Linked DNA regions of Homo sapiens: region 1 is linked to region 2. The links are chromatin loops, found by intact Hi-C in ENCODE. Cell type or tissue: heart left ventricle. All regions are shown on one strand. Each heading gives the region's core, and the rest is flanking DNA. Links, peaks and the distances in the headings are about the cores only.

Region 1 (9,036 bases), core at 4,037-9,036, 190 kb before region 2:
AAGAATTAAGTCGCTCGCCTGGGCAGCCTATTCAGTGAAGAGTGGCACCCTTGTGACATAGGGGTTCAGATTTAGGCCACATTCTCCTCTCTGTTTGGTTTAATTATAATCATTAAGTTAGTGCCAAAGGTCAAGTGCACCTGGTCTGGAACCTGAGGCTCAGAAAGGCCAGATTGACCATATGTGCACTGGAGTAGGCGGCCACAGGCACATGTAGGGAGTGGAGGATCATACCCCACCGTGCCTGAATCAGCTTCTGTGTTGCAGGCCTTGGACTGCTGCTTCTCCTTCGTTCCCAGGGATGTTTGTGCAGGGCAGAGCCTGGTTCTTTTTGTTTATACTGCTGAAAAGGAAAACCTCAGGGCCCAGAGGCATTGAGCAGCATTTTGAGGAAGTTAATCTCCAATCCCAGTTGAACTCACCTGGCCACACCCTGTGCATCCACAGTTCGTGTAGTAAAATCTCAGACAGTCTGTGTGTAGTAGCGGCCACCCTGCTGGTTATGGCTCAGAATCTGATAGAAGGCAGCACCCACATCCCCAAAGTGCGTGCCCTGTGCACTCCGCCTCCCCCTCTCTGCTGTGGCATTGGGGTGACCTGCTTGATCAGTCTATTCTTAGAAGCCCCATGTTTCAGGCCCCTCCAATTCCATTTTAATTCATGGGAAGGCCTGAGCTTGGGAGAAGTCCTGTTACTTCTATGTAGAGTCACAGCTGCCGTCTGGATTCCAATCCCTGTTCTTGCACTTTTTAGGAATGGACCTTGAAAAATTACCTAAGCTTTGTGCCCAGACTGCCTCATCTGCAAAGTGGAAATAACAACATGGCTTCCATCATGGAATTAAATGTATTAATACAAGGGAGCCCAATGCCTAGCACACAGTCAGCCATCAGCAGACGGGAGCTCCTACCTAGCACACAGTCAGCCATCAGCAGACGGGAGCTCCTGCTGATGGAAGCCTCCTCTGCACTCAGTGTCACTCTGTGGTCACAGGGCCAGTTCCCTGGCTCACTCAAGATGCGAAGAGCCCTTTGAGCAGGTGCACCCTTATGCTGCTCAAGGAAGGTGGGTGGGGCCTTGTTACCACAGCACTTCCTGTTTGCTTTTGCCCATTGGATTTCTCTCTGGGTTCAAGGCTTCCTGCCATCCCTCTGCCACTCTCTGCCTCAGTTTCAGTTCAGTGTTGACATTTCCTTGCACAGAAGGACCCCATGTGAACTGAGAAACATGCCTCTTTACATGTTTCTTCTTTGGGTAGAAGATCTTTATCTCTTGACGTGACAGGTTTCATTTCCTCCGCTTTGTGGAAGCCGGTCAGTACCCACTTCAGCAGGGTGGAAGCTGCGACTGTTTGCAGGAACTCAGTGGCCTGGGGGCTTTCGGTATAATAAACGCCACCTGCCCAGATTCACAGACCTGTGCCTCCCTGTGGGGTGGAGGCGTTTCTCCTTCCCCCACCAACAGAGGTCAAGGCACTCTTTCTCAGCTCTTAGTATCTTTATTGGCTTTTCCTTCAGATCTTCAAGTTGCACCCGCCTCCATTGAGGTCTCAGTATCTAACAGAGTACAGAGGGCAGGCATGGAAACCCTGGAGACCAGACTCAGCTTTTCTTTCATTAAAAGCTGTGTACATTTTTTCAAGTTGTAGGCGCTTTGTATTTTGGGAAAATACCTTTCGTTTTTGCTTTGAAGGAAATGGAGCTCCTGGAATTCCCTTATTTATGAGAAACCCCTTTATGTACTTGAGGTATTGCCAACCTTTGGGGAAGGCTGGCGAGCCTCCTGTTCCCCAGGGTGGATCAGTGATCTCTCTCCCATAGCACTCCCTTTCCTCATCAGAGCTCATCTCCTGCTGTATTCTGATGGCCCGTGTGTGCATCTGTAGACTGTCCTTGTCCCCTGCTGGGGGCTTCCTGGGGACATAGGCTGTCTCATGTTCACTGCTTCTGGAACAGGTTGGGCCTTGCTATTTGTTGACGGAATGTCTCCTTTTTTGAGTGGGAGCAGCTCAGATTGGATTCTAATGACAGAAAGAGAGAGGCAGGGGTAAGTAGAGTATTGGTGTCTAGGTCATTGCCTGGAATCAGTGGGAGCCCAGAAAACGTATACATCCCCTATGGAGACACCTTTTCAAAGAGAGCTATTTCCAAAGTTTCCCATCAAGTGAGAAATTTACCCATCATTTCCCTTTTAATTTAATGATTTATGCAGAAGTGACATTTATTTAAGACATTGTTTTCAGTGTCTATGGCAGGCTGTAATTTTATTCATGAAGGGCTTTTCTAATCACGGTTAGAAAGGGGAGAGCTTCCTCCAGGTTCCATGCTTATAAGTAGACTAAATAGTAGGTATTCTTCAGCAGGATTTCTTGCTGGGCTGCTTACTGCTTGTACTTAGTAACTAGTTGATGGGCTAGTGTGGGTCCTCAAGCAAACCAAGCAGAGGCACAGTGGTCAGATTTTTTTATTACTCCATTTAGCCCTATGGTCTTAGCCTGCCTTCTCTGAAATCATGAGAAGAGACAATATATTAATATGTTAAGTGCCCAGCACAGTGCCTGGTGCACTGCAGCTACTTGAATACATAGCCGTCATTATTGCTATTGGGCATCCTCTGATGTCATTGAGCCTCATAACCCAACAGCCCGGAGATTCAATTATTTATTTAACAAATACCTATTGAGCATCTATTATGTGCCAGGCACTATTCTTGGTGCTGGGGACACTACAGAGCCCAGTGAGAGAGAAACCCTGTTCTCATGAGACCTACATTTCAATGAAATAATATCTAGGGCCCACCATGTGTTTTACTCATAACATGTGATTCACCAATTTAATTCTAATTAGCTACTGTATTTAAATTAATCAATTTAAACCCAGTGAGTAAGATACTCTTATTTTCACCATTTTACAGATAAGAAAATTGATCCTCAGAGTCTAATGGCCAACCAGTGGCAGACCTGGGGTTGGTACCCAGGCCCCTGGCTCCAGAGCCCAAGCTTTCAAATACTAGGTTGTCTCCAGGAAATAGACAACAGGTAAAATACCGTCTCTTATGCCCAACCCTGAGAAAGAATTTTCTCACGCAGTTAGGCAACAGGTGTGCACCAGGAGGACCTGACTAGCCAGGGTCAAAACTCAGCTCACGACTCAGTTTTCCTGAGCAGTCATGGATTGGGCCACCAATGAGCCAACCCTGCGGGCAGTCCTACGTCCTGTTGTTCCATTCTGTGGGTTTTTTTTGTTTTGTTTTGTTTTTGTTTTTCCCCAGGGAACTATACAATGGGCTTCATTTCTTTTTCTATCCTCCATGCCTAGCACTGGACTTAGCAGTACTTAGGAATGTGTGACCATTGATGCCATGGATATACAAATAGCCCCTTATGTCCCGTGGCGTGAATATCATAAGAAAAATCAACTAGCCATATTGACAGTGGAATGCAGTGGATGGAAACTCATTTTCAATGTTGTTTTCTACTCAATACTCTTGGGAGTTTCTCTAAATCATGAAACCGAGTCCAGGCTATTTGAAATTTCTTTGGACTCTAGACATTGCCATGCATAAGAAGAGTCTTGCCTAGATGCCGTGAACTCCAGATAGAATGTTGGAGTTGGGGAGTCTTAGATATGGGGGTCATTCTATCTCGCAAACATTTATTAAGCACCTACTCTGTCCTACGGTGCTAGGTGTTGATGGTACAGGAATCAGTACAAGAGAGTCCTTGCCTAATGGATGTAATCATTATTCAATAGTTATTTAGCTGTAAGCATTATTTAACAGTTCCAACAGTGGAGTACGGTGTGGAGAATGGTCACCTCCGGGAGGTGATGACCTCCTGCACGAGGTTGGCTTGAGTGCTGTAGTAGGGATGGGGAGGTCCCAGAAGGCATGAGTCAAGCCAGAGGCACAAAGAGCCGTGTGTAGGGAGGGCTGTGCTGCTGGAGGGTCCCCTGTGCCAGGACAGAGATGAGGCTGAGTCCAGGGCCTGAAAGACACACCCCTCACCTCCAACTTGACCTGAAGCCCAGAAGGAACCATTGAAAGGTTTTTCTGGATGGCAGGGATGGGTTTGTGATTCCGGAAGTACATGTGAAAGATGAACTGGGTAAAGCAGCCGGGCATGGGTTCTAGGAAGAAGTGGCTCAAACTGAGACTGTGGCAGTGGGATTGAAGAATTGGGGGCAACAAGTGGGGGTTTAAACCCGACACTTTTATCTTTACAAACAATGAGGAGGAGAGTGGGCTTACTCAAGGTTTCAAATGTGTTCATGGCACAGCCAAGTGCAGGACCCAGGTTTTTCGACTTGATCTCATTCATTACGTGCCTACGCGCACATCTCCACAAGCCTGTGTGGGGCTCCCTGTCAAGTGCAGCGTCCCTGTCTGGCCCTGCGAGTGGGTGCAGAGATGCACTCACAGGCCTCCCTGAACTCTGTGAACTCCCACCCCACACCTGGAACAAGACTGGGAAAATTCTGGACCCCGAAGCACTCCTAAGCCACCGGGCAGGGCAGCAACACCATCGCTGGGTGCCCCTGGCCAGCACTGAGCCTGCGGAAGCTTTGCGGAGAGGCCAATCCACTGATATGGGGGAGGAGGGATTCTTCAGGAGCCATGGCTGAAAGTCTCAATGCAGGGAGTGAATGGAGCATTGATGAGGAATTCCTGTCAGCATGGCTTCCTCTTTCTTGGGTTTCCCTTTCTGTTCCTATGGCGACAGGATGGACTTCCTCTGTGAAGCCCTGGCGGCCTGCAGGCTGTGCTTGTGTGGTGTCTGCATGGGGGCGTGGGAAGGTGTTCGGGTACAATGAGACTCCCCTGTTCATCCAGGCACCATGGATGGGAGTCGGGCAGGAATGTGCACCTGCATGCGGACAGGGCAGGGATTCCGTCGTGGCCGGGTAGATGGCACTGCAGAAAACCCCTGAGTATTTGAGTCAGATTGGGTTTCCCATCCCAACTGTGCTATTTCCAAGCAAGTTCCTTCATCTGTCTCTAAGCTGCTGTAGTCTCCTGCATCAAATCGGTGTGGGCACACCCACCTTCCAGATTGTGTGGTGTTGTAAGGTCACAAGAGGCATATTCTCTCCCTATAGACATCTCTCCCTCCACCACGATGCCCTGAGATGCTTCCCCCGTGGCTCACCTGTTGCTCTCCCTGCTAATTTGTGGGCCATTTGAGGTAGGAGTTGGGGTGGTTCACTGACTCTCCAAGACTTGGTGCAGAGGTGGCTCTCAGAGGTGACTGTTGGAAAAGTCTGTGCATACATGAACCAGAATTAAGTGAACGACAATTTATTTGGCATCGTTTAGTGGCCTGTGACGTTCTAATGCAGCTGCCAGGCCGGCATGATGGTGCCAATGGTGCCAGGTGGTCCTTCCCAGGCCCTTGGTAGCAGCCGCCCCGGGCGGGACCCTGGCTTTCACAGCTGGACTGGCTGCCCAGAGGACTTTTTCAGTAACAGTCAGGGCAAGGTCAGATCTGGCAGCAGCTGACCTTTTCACTTGACCCTTAAGCCTATCTGGACCGCCTGACTGGACGGCCTTCAGTGACTTCTCTGGATTTCACTGACCTTAGGCCACCGGACTTCCCATCCCTGCCAGGCCCACTTTGTCTGGCTGAACTCCCAGCTCAGCCCCACCCTGGCCCACCCTGTCCTGATCTCTTCCTGCCAAGGGCCCACAGTGCTGTTTAAAGATTGGAAAATACGGCATGATTTGCTTGTGGATACTATTTTTGATCTTGTGGATTGAGCACTAAACTTGGAGTTAAAAACCGGGGTTTGAATCCCAGCTCTGTCACTGGCTTGCGAGGTGGCCTTGGACAAGTCACATCTACTTTCTGTTACCTCAGTTTCTTCATCCGGTAAATGGGCAGGTCTAGTCACCTGTATCTACCTCATGAGCTATAGCAGTTAGCTGTGAATGGGATGGTTTTGTACCAGATCTAGTGCTGAATAAACTGCACCAGATTTGCCTCCATCATCTCAGGGTCTCCCTTTAAAAGTTTTTCTTTCTTTGGCCCTAAGTAAATCAGTGATTTTAGTACCAGAATGTATTTTGGAAAGGACAATGGCGTTAGAGTCCAGATGTAGATTCAGAGCTCAGCTTGTTCAGTTTCTCTGTGTATGGCCTAGGGCATTTAATTCCCTGTGCCTCAGCTTCCTTATATATTAGGTAGCATGCATATATCATACTTGTCTTTTACTTTGTTTTGAGAAATAAGGATGCAAGCTGTAGTAATCTCAGCATCTTATAGATGCTTCACACATAGTTTCTATTATTGTTACTATAATTATTATTAGGATATCATATGGTGTGTTGTAATCACTAGAGCTTAAGAATTAAAGGAAACTTTAAAATCTGGAATTCTGAAGCTAGACGAGCCCTTTTCAGGCCCTGTAGCTATTTGTTCTTATTTTACAGAAGGGAAACTGAGGCCAAAAGAACCAGGGGCCACACTGGTAGTTCAACTTAGTGGCGCAAGGGAGCTCTGGAGCCTGTGCTGAGAGTGGATGGGGGTGGGGGGAGAATCGGGGCTTTCAGTGCCGACCTGTGCTGTTCCACAGATGCTGGGAGAGGAACCACACCCTGCTGCTTTTGGCTTCCTCACCTGGCACCGGGATCCGGTGACACAAGGCCTGGCACTGGGCTGGGCCGTCATTGAGTACACAGGCTGCCCACGTGTAAGCCTTGTTCATTCAGCAGGTTGAGAGCAAAGCAGGCTGTTCTCTTCCTATGCCAGGCACAGTTTGCAAAAGGCCTGCAGGGATCCAGCTTCTCTGGCCAAACCAATCCTGCCCCAGGCTGGTGGCTGGCAGGGAGATGTCTCTTCCCCTGAGAAGTTACTGGAGATAACCATTGTCATTTACAGCGTTTTAGGCACAAAAATTGCCACCACCCTCCACCCCTTGTCTCTTTGGGAAATGTTTATTCTTCTCGGACTGTTTCTGGTACCACCACTTCCAGGAAGCATATCCTGATTACTGTAGTCAGAACTGAATAAAGTGAGGGGACTGGGCTGGGCACAGAGCTGGGGAAAAGCATTCCAGCCCGCGGGAGGAACAAGTGCAAAAGACCCAGGAAGGAACGAGAATTCACATCTACGGCCGTATGCTGGGGACTTGCATTTCGTGCTTCCTCACCTATCTTCTCCACTAGGCTTTTGGGTTGAGGGTAGGTGCAAAGGTTCATTCTTAATAATAAGATCGATCATTATTGTTGCCCCCAGTTTTTTGCAGATCTACCATGCTAGGCTCCTCGGTAGATACCGTACTTGCATTATTACAGTTAATTCTCACAAAAACTGAGAAGGTGGGTGTTACTTGTCATGTCTGTCTCCCCAGTGCCTAGTTGGGGAACTCAAGCAGAGTAAATGCTCGGTAAATGTCTTTTACATGCCTGCATGACTAGTGGGACATTTGAATTACTAGGTCCACAGATGCTTCTGTTGGTTTTTATGGAAATCAGCTCCTTTGCCTGGAAAATTCATAATGCCCAGACTGTGAGGGGACATGAGCCATTGCAAGACTGTTCATTCATTTCTGCTCCCATTTCTGACATGTGCTAGAGCCCCACCAGGGACTCCCCATACACATTCTTGAGACCGTGACTGGCAGCCCTCTTTCCCAGAGGAGGGAGCCAAGGCCCAAAGACCTTCAGCAGCCTCCCTGCAGTTACACAGCAAGTCCACAGTGACCAGAGCTGACACTCACCCCCGCCTGTCAGACCTCCCTCCATTCCTCTCGCGTGGTATGCATCCTGAAAGGTCCTCGTTGAAAGACGTAATCCAGACCAGTTGCCTTGACCCTTGCCTAGAAGTTTTGTAAACAAGTTCACAGTGTTCTGAGAAGGAAGCAAGGTCAAAAGAATGACCTACCAAGGCCAGCAAGCCTGCATTTCCTCCCCATCCTTTCTCCCGGCTTCTCTTTTCTTTTGCCCCTCTCCTGCCTGGGATGCAGATTCTCCCCTAGAGAAAGAGCAGGCTCCTGCCCCAAGGATTGGCTGTCCCCTGACACTGGGGAAGCACACGTACAGCGCACCTTGATGGAGCCTAGTGAACTGAGCAACCCTGGTGTGGTTTCCTCCGCCAGCTGCTTGAGTAGGTGGGGTCAGGCCTAAGGAAGGTGAGCACCCAGCCACTGCCTTGCCTTGCCAGCCGTAGGAGCCTACTCAGACTCTCTGAGCATTAGGCTCATTGTCCATGAGAAAAGGAATCATAGTACCTGCCTTGGAAATGGATCTCCTAAACTTTAAAGAGACTATATGTGTAAGTGCCTCGCATGCATTAGGTACATAGATGACATCTGCCGTTTGGTACTTTGTAATTTTCAAGGCCTGATCTTGAACCCAGGTCTCTGTGGCCTCAGGACACTGCTTTGCTCTCTGACCTGGGCTGGTTTTTGTGGTTGTCCTTCTGCAGCATGTGCCGAACCAAATGTGACAAGCAGACCTGGGCCCTCCCCACTAAAATTTCAGCCTCTGAAGGAAAGGAGCACGTAGTGTTGGATACATGAGCTTAGGGGCAGCTGGTATTTGGCAGCATGTGGGATGGTCTTTTCATTTTATTCTCAAATTCACGAAGTATCGGGCCTAGATTCTGGGTGCTCATCTTGAGGTAGGAAAGGTGAAAGGTGAACTCCAGCTTGGGGGAAGGCCAGGGTTAGTGGACAGAGTGGAGGCCTTAACCATTTTCTGAGGCTTCCAGAAAGAGGGGTTAGGATGCTTTGAATGTGGGGACACCTGGGGGCAGGAGGAGGTGAAGGAGAAAGTCAGAATCTAAAATTGTGACCTGGAAGGGGATAGGAATGGAAAAGGGCCTCAGATTTGGTCAGAGATGCGACAAAAGTGAGCTGACACAGTCGGGGAAGCACAATCCGGGTGGGGAGACACTGTGGCAAAGGCCTCAGAAGGACTGGGGTCAAGCAGGGCATGTGAGGAACAGCAAACAGGCTGGGAAGGAGGGAGAGGGAGATGGTCGAGAGTCCCTTGCACGAAAAGCTTGAGGTGGTGAGCTCTGCACCCTGACAAGACTGA
Region 2 (9,477 bases), core at 1,958-6,957:
CTGTGCAAATGCAATGAAACCTCTAAAATCTCCAGCAGTAGTTGGAAAGCCCATTCACAACCGGACCCCAACCTATTTGTCCTATCTAGGATCTTTTCAATCTTTGCCCTATTGCTTCGGAAACTTTAAACTATCCACAATTTTTCTAAATATGGTACAATTTCTCACACCTCTGTACCTGGCACTAGTTGCTTTCCCTGCTTGGAAAGATTTTCCTTCTACTTCTAACATGAGCCCTCCTGACTCTCTGGTTCATTCCCTTTCTTATGACTTACTCTTCATGTTGCAGACACAGTGAAAATTACATAGCAAAATCTTCTCAAACTCCCAATGCAGTTAATTACTTCTTTCTTTCAGCACCCCTACTGCTTTTTTCCCTACTTGTAGTAAAAAACTGATCAAAGCCACCTGTCTGTCCTCTTCATCATTAACTCCCTGAGGGTAGAGACTTCACCTTTCCCATTTCCTTACTGCCAGCACCTAGCAACATGTCTTAGTAAATATTGGTTATAAAAATTAATGCAACTATAGAGAACACACTAGCCAATGAAAAAACTAAGTGAATGAATGAGTGATCAAATTAGTGAGTCAGTAAATTACTGAATAGTGATTGAGGAAATGAGGAAATGATTGAGTGGCAAATTATGGCATAATTATTTAATTAATGAATACATTCATTATTTAGTAAGTGAATAAATAAGTGTATGACTTACCTAAAGAGTTCATAGCAGTTTTTCTTTCCAGATCAGAGAAATTCAGGATTTTAATTGACATAAACTTTTTTCCTCCAACAGCTGTGTCTCCGGTCATCATACTGCAAGTAGAGTTTTTGCCAAAGGTATTAAGAATAGCTCACCATTTAACTATTCCAGACAATTTGCAATTGCAGTCTGTGACAAAGCCACAGTTTTAACAATATTTCACAATCCTCATTTTATGACTGTGATTTTTTTAATGTAAACATCACCCTCTGTGAAATTGTTTTGTTTTTTTTTAAATTTTTTTCCAGATATTAGTAACAGAGAAATGACTTATATACTATATGTTGGCTAATAAATTATATTCCTTCACAGTAAGTAAGTTCTAGCTGACTTTGATTTATGAAGACAACATTGACTTAGAAGAAAAATATTTTTGTTAATTTGATAAAATGTATCAAAACTGTTCTGTAGTACTTCATTTGCACTAGCAAAGCTATGAACTTAGCTTGAGACATGGCATGGCATTTGTGTATGGCCACAAGGAGACATTGTGTCTTGTCTTTGCAGTACAAAACTGCACACAATCTTGTTTGTGAAAATTGTGCCCAGGAATAATTATTTAGGTTTTTTTGTTTGTTTGTTTTTTGTTTTGTGACAGAGTCTCACTCTCTTGCTCAGACTAGAGTGCAGTGGTGCTATCTTGGCTCACTGAAACCTCTGCCTTTCCTCAACCTCCACCTCCCAGGCTCCAGTGATTCTCCTGCCTCAGCCTCCCAAGTAGCTGAGATTACAGGTGTGCACCACCATGCCTGGCTGATTTTTTTTTTTTTTTTTTGTATTTTTAGTAGAGACAGGGTTTCACCATGTTGGCCAGGCTGGTCTCAAACTCCTGACCTCAAATAATCCACCCACCTCAGCATCCCAAAATTATGTAGTATTTTGAACATCCTTTCCTGTGCAGCCAGAGGTTTCTAATGATAATTGTTAAATAAACAGATCATTAGGTTAAGATTAAGACTGTCAATACAGGCTTAGTCTGCTAAATTAACAGTGTTTGATAGAATGGGACCCATGCCTTCTGCAGTGGTTAGCAAATATTGAATTTGTAAGATTCCATCATTACCTTGTTTTTCATGTTACTGAGTAATAAAGTGAGGCCTAAGTGAATATATGGTTTACTAAATTGATTTCAGACATTAGAGAAAATGCAAAATAGTAAAATAAACATTCTTTAACATGAAAAAAAGTGAGCTTAGTCACTCTGTGTCCTTTCAGTGTCCTTCTTAAAGATTTAGCTTTTCTAGACCCTTTTAAAAGAATACAACTTTTAACACTAAAAAGTATGTTCTTTAAAAAAACTTTTGGAAAATAGAAATGAATTATAAACTTTTCCAAAATTTTGGCTGATTTCCTTAGGATTAATTCCCAAAAAAAGAGAATATGTAAGTCTAAATTGTGAATACTTTAAAGTACTTTTTATTGATTTTCAATTGCTGTATAGAAAGAACCTGAATATATACTAAGTACTAAAATGTCTCTTCCTCCTGTAGAAGTACCTTGTCTCTTACGTTTAGTAATGGAAACAAATGTGATGAATTGCTAAAGGCCTTTTTCCATGATGGCACTCTATTCATAGAAGTTTATATGGCATTTCAAAAGCTCTAGTCTAAACAAATATTGACATAATTTTGGAATCAACTCTCCCCAAGAAGCAGTCATGTAGAAAAGAATATGGATTTTTTTCTTACCCTCCAGAGTATGGAAGTGATCCCCTAAAGAGGACATTCCTGGAATGCTAGACAAACTCAACGTAAGGAACCACATTCTAATGTTTTTGGACTCACCACCTATGCAATGAGCTGACTGCTAGACTTACATCAGGAGTGTTGTGTCTCTGGAAATGTCCAGAGAGAGGTTGGATGACCAATGCTTGGGAAGATTTTTAAAGGTGCTCTAGTTCCAGTTGGGTAATCCAACTAGACATAATGTAAAGTTGCTTCATGCTGGCGCCATGATGTAAACCTCATATCCAGCACATGCAAGCAATTAAATAACTGGAAACTATTACATTTCCAAAGAGATGGTAAACTAAATTTTAATCCATTATTTCAACCTTCTGCTTCATTAATGCCCTTTGAATGAACTACTAAAAGTAACAGAACAGTAGTTTGGGAATTTTCTTTTGTTTTTGTTTTTGATAGCTTGAGTTTATCTGCTTCCTCCTTGGGCCTCTCCCTACTTCATACTGGACATGCCAATGTCTCAAAAGAGACAGGAGAAGAAGAAAACACCTACCTAAATTCAATAATGGATTAGGAATTGGGATGCAAAGGCAAAATGATTTGAGAACTTAAGGAAGTTTTACAGAGACAAGGCAAGGTATCTAAGACATTTTAACAAAGCCATGGCACACTTACTGATCTTGGAATTGGACTCTGCCATCCATCCTGTCCCTTCCCATACCAGCACACCAGTCCCCATTTCTGTTGACTTTTTCCCCTATTCTTCTCCTTTACAATTTGCCCAAGCTGGGAAATGTGGCTCTCATATGACAACATGAAAAATTCTCAAAGGAATGTTGAATATTTACTTTAACGATAAGAACTTGATTAGAAGAAAGAGGCAATTAAGAAATACTGTTCTCTTTGAACAAATTCAAGAAATATTTTGAGACACAAAGGGGCTGAGGCATTTCTGTGTATCCTTATGAGAAAAAATCAATAGAAATCGAGTATGATAGATTTTGAATACACCCCTCAGGACATAGGAAGGTTTACGTGGATATTGCAGCGTATTGGAAATGGACTACATGTTCTGTGACTAAGTTGGGGAAGTAGGTCAATCCATTAGATATTACAATTACATGATGCAATAGGAAAAGCACAGCTATTGAATTTTAGCTGCTATAATCCCAGCTAGGACTCGACAACCCGCAGTTGTTCTACAATTACGATAATCTTTCAGGTGGACTTCATACATGAACTGAAGAAATTCTTTTGAAAATAACTTTTAAAAGGGAGAACATTTCCCCCGCACACATTTTCTAGTCTGCTTGGCCGTCCCCTCTGGGCTCAGTAAAAGAAACTCATGCAGTGCAAGTATGTTTAGCAATTGGGCCTGTTCCCAGGTTGTGAGACGTTTAGCAAAAATCCAGAGTTATTATTAGATCTAAATGGAGGCTTTTGTCAAAAGGCCTCTTGAATTGTTAGGAAATCAGAGTGCAAATTGATAATGACACACAACACGTCTCTGCCCTGGCAGCTCCCCGAAGGCTGCTGAGATACCCCAGAAAGAAGTTCCATAGCCTCACGCCAACAGCATGTTGCCCAATACTTGTCCTTCTCCTAAGTCAGCCTGACAACTGCATTCTTCTCTTTTTTATAAGAGGCAAAACGAGATGGATTAAAGAGGATGTTTGAACTGAGACTATTAATTTCCTTGCAGTGTGTTTTCAAGTCAGATTCCTTTAGAAGAGTCTTTTGTGGTTTCATAAAATTACAACTTTGGCTATTCAGCTGCCTTTTCCAAAGCACAAATTTGGCTTCTAAAGAAAATGTACTGCATATCAAGAAAGGAAAGGAATGAGTATGTGGTTATCTTAAATATACTCATTTTATATAATAGCTCCTTTATGCAAAGAAACAATTACAGTATTAACTACTTATTAATTTAAAAATCGTAAAACATAGTCTTCCTAAAACGTATACGTTTTCTTTGATATATATTTTTTAATTAATAAAAAAGTTTTTCCTTTAGCAATATTTAAATGCTTAAATATGCTTTTTTTCTATCAGGTTTAAAGATATAAATTTCTCTTCTTTTTCTAAGGCTATTACAATATTTTTAATGTTTCAGGGATTAGGTGAGAGACCACTTCCTGAGCAAAGTGCATGTGTGTGATATCTTCAGGGAAATTGGAGAATGAATTGCTCCACCTCCTTGTCTTAATACTCCTGGCCCCATTAGCTTTCTTTGGATGTGCCCTATGGCCATGCACGTGGGAATAGGGCTCACTAAATGGCAAAGTAATTTCAGATTCTTTGTTGGTCCCACTTCTGTGGTCCAAGCACAGTACCTCCCACATGGCAGGAAGTCTATTTTACGTAATGAACCATTAAACATAATCCCCGGAAAAGGGGAGATCCTTACTTTTCACTGCTCTGCAGGTTTGACCAACTTTTAGTTAGTTTGAACTGATAGAAAACTGAACCCAATTTACTTGCCAATGAAGAAAGACAACTTGGATATGTGGAGTCACATCAAACGTTTGGGGATGAACTTCGGGCACATAAGGACACAGTGAGATTTTAAAGGGTGCTTACTAGCTGTCCACAAACCTCAGCTGTAGTTCCAGTGCTACGTGTGGTTGATCCATCACTTTCCTCCATTGGGCTTTTTCTGCTCTTACTGAGATCAATGGTTCTCAAACATCACTATGCATCAGAACCACCACTGGAGATTTTTAAAACACCTATTCCCTGGTCCCACCTCAGACTAATTAATTCAGAATATCCAGTGTGTGTGGCCCGTCTGTGTATTTAATTTTAATTTGATTTTATTTTAAGTACAAGGGTACCTGTGCAGGATGTAGAGGTTTGTTACATAGGTATATGTGTGCCATGATGGTTTATTGCACCTGTCAACCCATCACCTAGGTATGAAGCCCGGCATACACTAGCTAATTTTTCTGATATTGTTCTCTCACGCCACCTTCCACTGACAGATCCCAGTGTGTGTTGTCCCCTCCCTGTGTCCATGTGTTCTCATTGTTCGGCTTCCTTTTATAAGTGAGCACATGTGGTTTTTGGTTTTCTGTTCCTGCATTAGTTTGCAGAGGATAATGGCTTCCAGCTTCATTCATGTCCCTGCAAAGGACATAATCTCTTTCCTTTTTATGACTGCATAGTATTCTATGGTGTGTATGTACCACATTTTCTTTATCTAGTCTATCATTGATGGGCATTTGAGTGGGTTGATTCCATGTTTTTCCTACTGCGAATAGTTCAGCTGTGTATTTTTAAAAAGTTCTCCAGGTGATTCCAAAGTGAAGTTGGAAGTAAACCTGAAGATCATCCTCAAACATCTGATGTGACTCCAGATATCCAAGTTGTTTTTCTTCATTGGTAACTAAATTGGATTCTGTTTTCTATCAGTTCAAACTAATTAAAAGGTTTGGCTCACACACACAATTGTCTTCACCTGGTATGCTACCAACTCAGGGCCATACCAAACTGCTCCAGACTTTAACGTGATATGATTGACCTGGGGTCTTGTAAAAATGAAGCTTCTGACTCATTAGGTCTGTTCTTTCTGCCGTGATACTGAGCAACAGACCTGTGTGGCTATAGCCACTCAAGGTGGATGTCCTACCTCAGCTTGGCACTAAATCTCTCCTTGTGTCTTAAGGACAGGTTGGGACATGAGAGCTCTTGAAGGCTCAAGACTCCCAGAATAAAGCAGCATCGGTGGGCCATCTTTGGGAATGGTAATGGACGGGAAAGAAGGGCACCCACTCACTTGATTTCTGTGCTCCTTATATTTTTGATGTTTATCGAAGCTGACGTTGCTTCCCAAAGGCCAAGGTAGGAAAGACAAAACAGATCATTTTCATCTGCCTCATGTTCCCTTAGCTATTTCCCAGGCTGACTGAGAACAATTTGCATCCTGTCCAGGCCTCATAATTTCTGGTTGTTAAAGAAAGACACATGGGTATTGCCAAAGCATCGGGAGACCGTTACTCAGTGTAGTGTGACTTGAAGGATGTGGGAAATGTGGGAGCGTGGATTACTTTGATTTTTCTTCCTGTGGTCCACACTGGAAGTTTCCTATGAAAGAGGGAGAGACATTGAGTTTGCATTCTCTTTCAATTTAATTTTGGATTCAAAGCATGTGTGTGTATTAAATACAGTGACTATGAGGTATCCTCTGTGTGTCAGATTCTTGGTTAGATGCTGGGGACAGTGACTTTAAGGAGTCATAGATTTTCTCTTCAAGGGGCTCCTAATTGTGGGTAGGGAAAGCCACACAGCTAAGTGTTATCCTGAAGAATAAGGTGCCATAAGAACACAGAAAAAAGGCAATTAACTCTTTTGCTTATATGGTAAAAAAGATAACAGGGGAAGTATGTCAGGGAAACTTTAAAAAATAAAGAATTCCTCAAAATAGAAACAGGAGAAAAGCTTTCTAAGTAGGAATATAGCATGCCTCAAGTCAAGGAAGCAAAACACTATTTTAAGCTTTATTATAGCACTAGAATTAAATTTAGTTATATCTAATCTTAAATATAAACATTTTTTTCACTCATACAGATTTTCTAATCTTTAGGGCACCACCTAATCTATACTCACTAATAATCTGAGTGATGGCATGGTATTCCAGAAAGGCCAAGGCAAAATTGGAAAAGAAAATGAACCCCTAAAACATGAAGGTAAATTTTAGTTCAACTTGAATCAAATGTAGCAAAGATGAGGAAGACAGTACCTGTAATACAGGTGAGATTTATTTTGTGATTTACTTGAGGCTGGGCATGAGGTTTGGCTCACATACAGAATTATTTTCCCCTGGGAGTACTACCAGTTTAGGACCATATCAAACAAATGCTTGGCGGGGTTCTTGTGGACTGTGTGGGCAATGGAAACATGGGTTTATAAATTCTAAGAGGAGATATTTGTCTGCCTCCACCTAGAGTCAAAGTTGATACAGTTCGGTGTCCTTCTATGTTCCCTTAGAGTTTGTTGGTTTTTTTCTTCAATTTTATCCATTCCCTGAGGACATTGCTCTTTTGGAGTCTTGACTTTATATAGAGGTCCGTGGTGATTTAACCTTTACACGTATGGTATTAACTGATATACCAGGGCAGTAGTTGTCTCCAGTGGTTTGTTTCTGTTTCTCATTATTTTTGGCCTCTTGCAATATCCTTTATTATTTTGAGACACGCACGCACACACACACACCCACACAGGCACATACACTCTTTCAAAATATTCTATATATTCTTTCAAAACAGTTTATTCAGCCTTTTAGTTAATGTCTTAGTTTATGTTACTATCTAACAAACGACCCCCAAAACTTGGTAGCTTAAATTAACAGCAATGGTAGATTATGGAGATGATCTTGTCTTGTACAAGTGACTTTTACTGATTTTTAAATGTCTAGATTATTATATTGACAAAAATAAGATTTAAACAATTTAGTATGAACAGAGGCATGATGGATGTCCATCAATGAATTGCACTTGTGCTTAACAAGAACTTAATGGTTCCTGAATCCCTCCTGGCTCACTGCTGATCAGTGGGCCCACCTGGTGCACAGATGGGATGTGGAGGAAAAGGTAGGGTTTAGTCAAAAATAGAGAAGTGCTTAAGGTAGAGAGCAAAATGCTGGCCTTGGCTTCATTAGCATAAGTAATCTGGCAACTAAGTGTGTAATGAATTCAAAATCTGGAGATAAGATTGGAGGGGGGTGGCAGGGTCCAAACTGAAACAGAACTGGATTGTGGAGAGTGCATGAAGGAAGTAAGACAGGCCAGCATTCAGTGCTAGTTGGAAATAAGTTTGAGTCTTGCCTTAGCAAATAGCCAGCTCCATGATCTCAAATAAATCACGTTTTAAAAAAGATTTTCAAAGATGAAGGGCAGAATTGAAAAAAAAAAAGGAAGAAGAAAGTCACAACTGGACACACCCTTGTAGAAATTAGAAATTAGATAGAAATTTTCAACACTGGAATAAAAGAAGATTTTAAAAGCACCATAGGAATGAAAAGTAACAGGCACTGGATTTCTCTCTCGTTAGCAATACGAGATGCAAGAACACGGTAGAGGGCCAGGTGCGGTGGCTCATGCCTGTGATCCTAGCACTTTGGGAAGCTGAGGCGGGAGGAACTATCTTGAGTTCAGAAGTTTGAGACCAGCCTGGCCAACAGGGTGAAACCCCAACTCTACTAAAAATACAAAAATTAGCCGGGCATGGTGGTGCATGCCTGTAGTCCCAGCTACTCAGGAGGTTGAGGCAGGAAAATCGCTTGAACCCGGGAGGCAGAGGTTGCAGTGAGCTGAGATCGTACCACTGCACTCCAGCCTGGGCAACAGGCAAGACTCCATCTCAAAAAAAAAAAAAAAAAAAAAAAAAGAACACAATAGAGCAATAGCTTAATAAATTCAGAGGATAGTTTTTCAACAGAGAACACTATAGCTCAAAAGTGGTGGAAAGTTTTGGCTTCCTAACCACCAACCATTTCTTCTCTGCCTATTCGTAAGCACATTTCCAGTTTATAAGGCATTTCATGAGAGAAATATGCTAAGGAGGGAGCCTTCCACAGTCCTGGAGGATGAATCATTATTAGTCTAAATCAATCATGACAAAATCTCTTCTCTTTGATATTGATTATTTGAAGTGTGGGATTATAATGCAATTCTAGCCAAGACGTCTTCAGGGGCTTCTGGAAAACATTTCTGTTTTCCTGATAAAGAAGATAGAGGTATTCAGGAAGGTCTTTTTTTCTCCTTACAGCTCTTCGCCCTGCCTCAAACTCAGTTCTTTGAGGATATTATGTTTGGATCTGTGTCATCCAACTTATGACCAGGAGGTCATAAGCCAACATACTGTGGATGGCTAAGTAGAATAATGGAAAGAGCCTGGGTCATTGATAACATTGTTTAGCTACTGAACCAAGCCTGGTACCACCTACCTCCAGATTTCCTGTTATTTGAGATAATTAAGAATCTTTATTACCTAAGCCATTTTGGGGTATGGAATGCATCATAAATGATACGTGGACC

Evidence for each region. A loop is a pair of places that touch in the nucleus more often than their neighbours do. Peaks named below come from ENCODE experiments on the same cell type or tissue, not always from the same donor. Only the 100,000 strongest peaks of a DNase experiment are listed, where the experiment ranks them.
Region 1: a loop joins it to region 2, with 3 times the contacts of the local background. A loop is called at or near these places in 16 of 110 quality-filtered maps.

What each region holds. Positions count from the first base shown.
Region 1 is chr2:12,727,363-12,736,398 of GRCh38, forward strand. All of the region lies in intron 2 of TRIB2 (tribbles pseudokinase 2), which reads left to right. Among named protein-coding and RNA genes, the nearest start is that of MIR3125, 5.5 kb to the right of the region's middle. RefSeq lists enhancers at 1-120, 1,192-1,241, 1,252-1,311. In heart left ventricle, for the core only: no CTCF peak of the experiment used is centred there; DNase peaks (open chromatin) are centred at 4,789, 5,399, 6,639 and 7,699; H3K27ac peaks cover 5,000 bases.
Region 2 is chr2:12,915,114-12,924,590 of GRCh38, forward strand. No RefSeq gene overlaps it. Among named protein-coding and RNA genes, the nearest start is that of MIR3125, 180 kb to the left of the region's middle. In heart left ventricle, for the core only: no CTCF peak of the experiment used is centred there; a DNase peak (open chromatin) is centred at 3,958; H3K27ac peaks cover 2,804 bases.